Regions from separate parts of the Homo sapiens genome. Here region 2 is linked to region 1. Evidence: chromatin loops called from intact Hi-C (ENCODE). Cell type or tissue: PC-3. All regions are shown on one strand. Links, peaks and the distances in the headings refer to the core of each region. The heading gives the core; the rest is flanking DNA.

Region 1 (2,921 bases), core at 129-2,628:
TGATATATTGATTTGACCTAATTTCCTTTTCCCAGCATTGGTTTATTCATTATGCTTTCCAGACTTTAGCTTTTGTTTTGTTTTTTATTCAATGGGAATTATTATTTAATTTGGGCTGCCTTATCTAGCAAAAATTCTTTCTCTATTACCCTCCCTCATTCCTTCTTCCTGCCCCAGAGTGCCGGTGATTCATTCTGAGTTTTTCAGTCTCAAGTGGAAGCATTTTTTTTCTTCTGTGCTATAGGTTGACTAAAAGAAATACCACTCACTTTGGGCTTCCTACTCTCCTTTCTCTTTTACCTTTTGGGTCCAAAATATGGAACACGGTCAATGAAAAGAGGTGGCCCAGAATAACTGCTTTCCAGGAAGCCATAAATCATGTGTGATTAAAGTAATTGGCAACAATAGAAAGAAAACATGTTCCTGCTTTGACTCTTTCATTTGCACATGAGAGGAAGCTGGTCACCATTTGAGATCACCATAGGTTTATGAGAGATAATGCTTTATTTGAATAGAAAAATGAAGCCTCTTACTTGTCCCTTGAGAATGTGGGGCTCAGCAAGTGATATTATATGGCCACGTCACCCTGCTGAAATGTTCGTTTATATGGCTTCTAAACGAGGGGTGCTTCGCCAGGGACTTTGACCCATGACTGTGCACATAGCTTTACCCCCTTGCCGTCTGGGTGATTGTGGCTATTTCCAATATGGGCAAGTGTTATATGATTATTTTATCTCTTACTGTAAAGCGTTTTGAGAGCCTTTGTATGAGAGGCAATATAAAAATAAATTGAATTGAACTATGGCTTCACCTCCTCACTTTTTAGTGCAGAAACCTTTAGAGCAAAAAGTGCAGAGCTGTGACAAAGGACAAGATTAAGACGATGTCAGGAAAATGGTTAGCTCTGGAGAGCCCTGACCCTGCAGGAGGAGTTTGAGACAGAGAGAGACAGAGAGAGACAGACAGAAAGAGAGAGAGAGAGTGAGAGAGTGTGTTTGTGTGTTTGTCACACTTTGGCTATGTGTTATTTAATGTCTCTGCACAACTAGAGAAAATCACATTTGTATTTTTATTAAGTTAGTCATTTTGAATCATGAGAGATACAGAATCTACCTGAAGCTAATGCATTTCTACTAAGACAAGGCTTGTTAATTATACAAATATATCTTTTACATAACATATTACGGTGCATTAAAAGCTGCCTGGTTAGTCTCTGAAGGGCCAAGGTCGGAACCACATCATCTAACTTTCAGAATCGACAACTGTAATAATTTTTCTTTTAAAATAAAATAATCTTGGCTTAGGGTAATAGGTTTTTCCTGCAGAAATATGATTTTGTGTTTTATGACACTGCATCAATACATTATTTTAATAAATGGCTCTTGGTTCACCAGAAGTGCTGTATTTTGACAATATCAGCCAACCTTTTCATTTGTTTAAGCAGGAAAAGTAGGGTGCCAAAATAAAGCTACTCCAGAAGAACATCTCAAGAATGTTTATGAAAACTGTTACAGCTACACTTATTAGAGTTAAAGCATAGTTCTAATTTGTCATGCAGAATTCCAGGGAAGTGAGTAATTTCTATATTTCTCTAAATGCCAGTGTTTCATATTTTGAGGTAACAATTTTGCTTGTAAATATGAAACTAGCAACATAGACTGCAATGTGACAAAATATATCAGAGATTCGTCATTATCTGGCAATAGTTGTTGGATGTGTTTGCTGCCATGCCACGAGGTTTCTTAGGAAAGTAAGTTGGGGAATGGAAAGATTTATCACCCCAAGTTATCTGACAATAGGCTTAATTTTAAAAAATTATTCAAATTATAATATTTCTCAGTGGTTAGGTCTTTGGGGGATGGCTTCCCCCACCCACTCCTCACAACCCAGAGCCTTCTCTAGCTTTCCTTGTTCCTGTCTCCATGGAGGCATTCTGAGACTCTGTAGCATTTTCATCCATAGAAGTTCAGGCTGATTTCAAGATTGTAACCACACTGACTGTTAAATTACCAAAATACAGAGAGAAAATATCTTCCTGTACCCGGAGTCTTGCTTACAACATTGCAGAGGGTGCTTTCCTCTGTAGATTTGTTGTTTATTACTCCTTTTTATCTAAAGCTCTCATCAATATTTTTGCATAGTGAGTCAGATTCTCCCAGGTATCCTGGGGATACATGGGAACATTATTATCTCCAGGCAGTAAATGGTCCCTCTGGGGCCTGAAACAATGAATACCCCTTCAAAGGTGCTTATTATCTTAGGATGGCATGGAGACACTAACAGTCATTCATTTTTGTGTCCATTCTGCTTTGTGGAACAATATGCTCTGGTTCAGAGAAGGGATGCTTCCCCACCCCAGAAAAAAGACAACAGATGAGTGTGTGTATATAATAGAATATATATATATGCATTTCTTTTTCAAGTGACTCATTTTTATACAGAATGCAGTTTAAACACAGAAGCAGGCAAAGAGCTCAGGAATGAGACGGGGGAGCGGCGTATTTTGCAATTTACTAAGTTATAGGTCCTAACAAGGCATTTGTATTTCCTCCCCCAGAATTGTATTTATTTCCTCTGTAGACCATGACTCCATTTCTTTCTTTCTTTTTTTTTTTTTTTGAGACAGAGTTCTTGCTCTGTCGCCCAGACTAGGGTGCAGAGGTGCGAACTCGGCTCACTGCAACCTCTGCTTCCCAGGTTCAAGCGATTCTCCTGCCTCAGCCTCCCGAATAGCTGGGATTACACGTCACCACACCTGGCTAATTTTTGTATTTTTAGTAGAGGCAGAGTTTCACAGTGTTAGCTAGGATGGTCTCGAGCTCCTGACCTTGTGATCCGCCTACCTCGGCCTCCCAAAGTGCTGGTATTACAGGTGTGAGCCACCGCGCCCGGCCCATGACTCCATTTCTAAATGCGTTGAT
Region 2 (2,921 bases), core at 157-2,656, 98 kb after region 1:
GCAATCAGCAGTAGTTTAGTAAAAGAAATAAAAATGGATCTACGAATACCACTTCAGTCTTGTGCAATAGAGGAAAGTTTGAGTGATAAAGTTTGAATCTGTTGTGGACTGACATTTCTAAAGCAGTCACCATGAAGCATGACTCAAAAAGCAGATTTTAGCATAGACCACAAAATACATATTTATATTGTAGTTTTTTAAAAAACTATTTCTTATTGTTATGGGAACTTGTCCTGCCTTTGAAATTTTGAAAGAGAAAAAGTAGGAAGAAAGCAATCTTTTTTGAGGCATGTATTTTAGGTGTATGCAGAATTTTTTTTCTTAAATAAGGCTTGTTCCTTTCCTTCTTATATTTCTTTCTTTCATATTAATGTCTATAAGAGTCTTATTATTTCAGGAGTACAACAGAAACTTTTATTTTTTATTTTTAATTAATATATTTTTTTAAATTTTTATCTTTGAAACAGAGTCTTGCTCTGTCCCCCAGGCTGGAGTGCAGTGGTATGATCTTGGCTCACTACAACCTCTGCCTCCTGGGTTCAAGAGACTCTTCTGCCACAGCCTCCTGAGTAGCTAGGACTGCAGGTGCACACCACCACACTGGGCTAATTTTTATTTATTTATTTTTTTAATAAAAACGGGTTTTCACCATGTTGGCTAGGCTGGTCTTGAACTCCTGACCTCAAATCATCTCTCCATCTCGGCCTCCCAGAGTGCTGGGGTTACAGGCATGAGCTACCATGCCAAGCCCAATGGCAACTTTTATCACGACCTGAAAATTGTCACACTGTGGACTGGCTTTGTGAAAAATTAAGAAGATAGTGAATGAACTGGGCTCCTAGTCTTTCCCTTTTTCAGGACATAGGCCTTATCTCTGGAGGGGAACCTTGTCCAATGTTGCCATCAAGATCTGGTATGTCCAATGCTGCTAGTGGATTGAAATCTTGACCAGATTATTCATTACCTTGTTTTTTTCTTTCTACAACTTTTCCTTCTTCTTTCTTTCCTCATCTCTCCCCACCACACTTTCCTCTCCGATTCTACAGGTCTGCAACAACCAGAAACTTAGTCTTCACTAATTATGGCTCCAGGATTCTTGTGATTATTTTACTTTCCATTTAAATAGGATATAATTAATACCATTGAATATTCTGAGCATGTGGCTACTAATGGGTTTCTTTTTGCTCTTGAGAGAGAAACAAATATTGAAACCAGAAGCTGTTGGAGAGATTTGATCTTTTGAAAAAGATATAAAATTTGCTTACTCATATTTATAATTGTGACAAGACCTCTAGGAATCCATGCATTATGTCTTTTATGTGAGGAAAGCAGAGAATGTTTGTTTTGACTGCATTATAACCAAACACTATTAAACAAAGTTGAGTATATTCCTAGCTTCCCTATGCCAGACTAGGTAGTATCTTGTGGCCACTTGAAGGAATTTGGCCTTCACTTGAATGCAGTGGAAGTCACTGACATTTTACTGAGGAGAAGGGGGAAAAGACACAAGTGGTGAATATAGCTAGAATTTTCATTTTGGAAAGAGCAATCTGGATATGGTATGGAAAACCACATTGAATGTGAATGGCTACCTTTGATAGGAGGTTGCTGCAGTAGTCTAAGACAGAGAGGATGAGAGCTTGGACTGGGATGTCGGTAGAGGAAAGAAAAGAACAGAAAGGTGTCAATAAATGTTTTTCTATTATGGAATGGATATGGAGGAGTTTAAGAGAAGGCATGTGCAGAATGCCCCTGGCAACTGACTTGTGCATTGGTGTCCTGAGATGCCCTTCAATGGCGAAGGAGAGTGTTGCTGAGGAAGAAGGCCAGGATAGAAGGAAAACTGTGTGTTTCATTTTGACCTATTGCTTTTGAAATATCCAAGTGAAAGTATCCAGAGAGAAGTGGGATACAAGGCCTGGTGCTCAGAGGAGAGATCTAGACCACAGATATACAACAGTGAAACTTTGTGTGTGGTTCGTCATGGGGAATGAATAAGGCTGCCTAAGAAGAAGATAAAAGGAGGAGAAAAAAGCAACACAACCTGCCCAGGAAAATACAACATTGAAATGATGAAGAAGAAACAAATGTTGAAAAACGAAACCAATGGTCAGGGAGGCGGGAGGAAAAGAAGAAAGTATAATAGTATAAAAGTGGAGGAAAGAGAAGTTACAAGATGGAGGAAAATGAAAATAAAATGTATTACAGGCTCTGCTATCCTGAGGCAAAACTGATTTATATTTTTTGTTTCTTTGTGGGCTTTGTTAGAAGGACTTGCATATGCTACAAAAGCAAAAACAAAAAGCGAAAAAACTAAAATAAAAAAAACTAATGACATTATTCTAACGAGACAGATAAACAGAACTTGGTAGTGGAATCCAATGAGTAAGGCTTGTTCAGTGATTATTAGGTAATTGTGTCACAAATTAGCACCATGGATTTTTCCTTCAAAGCATTTAACATCAGTTGTAACTATAAATTTGCCTTCCTTTCTTCTTTCTCTCTTTTCCCCCTTCCCCTCCCCATGTTTTCTTTCATTGCAGGGACCTTGTCTGGTTTCTACCACTGTGTCCCCAGCATCTAGCATAGTGCCTGCAAAAGTATCCAGAAGGCATTCAATATTTGTAGAGAAACACACAAATGAATCTCAAATATGCAATAAAAAGAGAGAAGCTCTGGATTAGGGGGGAAAAAACAAAAACCTTATACTTCATCCTGCTCCGGATCATTTGGTTTTAAAATATCTAGGGCCTCTCTTTCTTAATACATAAAAGCATATGTCTTGACCAGAAGTATTCCAAGATAACTTCTGGATCCAAAGTTCCATGAGTCTATTTACCTAACTCTGCTAAAATGTTGGGGCAGATCTCTCTGAAAAAAGCTTCTTCTAAAAACATGTTGCCATCCAGGTTGGCTTTATG

The links. Peaks named below come from ENCODE experiments on the same cell type or tissue, not always from the same donor. Only the 100,000 strongest peaks of a DNase experiment are listed, where the experiment ranks them.
Region 2: it touches region 1 in a loop (7-fold over the local background); 2 of 110 quality-filtered maps call a loop at or near these places.

The regions. Positions count from the first base shown.
Region 1 is chr2:144,942,559-144,945,479 of GRCh38, forward strand. The region is part of intron 3 of TEX41 (testis expressed 41); the gene reads left to right. Among named protein-coding and RNA genes, the nearest start is that of LINC01966, 62 kb to the left of the region's middle. In PC-3, for the core only: no CTCF peak of the experiment used is centred there; DNase peaks (open chromatin) are centred at 223, 343, 1,573, 2,303 and 1 weaker place; H3K4me3 peaks cover 1,733 bases; H3K27ac peaks cover 2,500 bases.
Region 2 is chr2:145,040,542-145,043,462 of GRCh38, forward strand. The region is part of intron 3 of TEX41 (testis expressed 41); the gene reads left to right. The region is part of intron 3 of LOC100505498 (a long non-coding RNA gene); the gene reads left to right. Among named protein-coding and RNA genes, the nearest start is that of LINC01966, 160 kb to the left of the region's middle. In PC-3, for the core only: no CTCF peak of the experiment used is centred there; a DNase peak (open chromatin) is centred at 1,370; H3K27ac peaks cover 1,328 bases.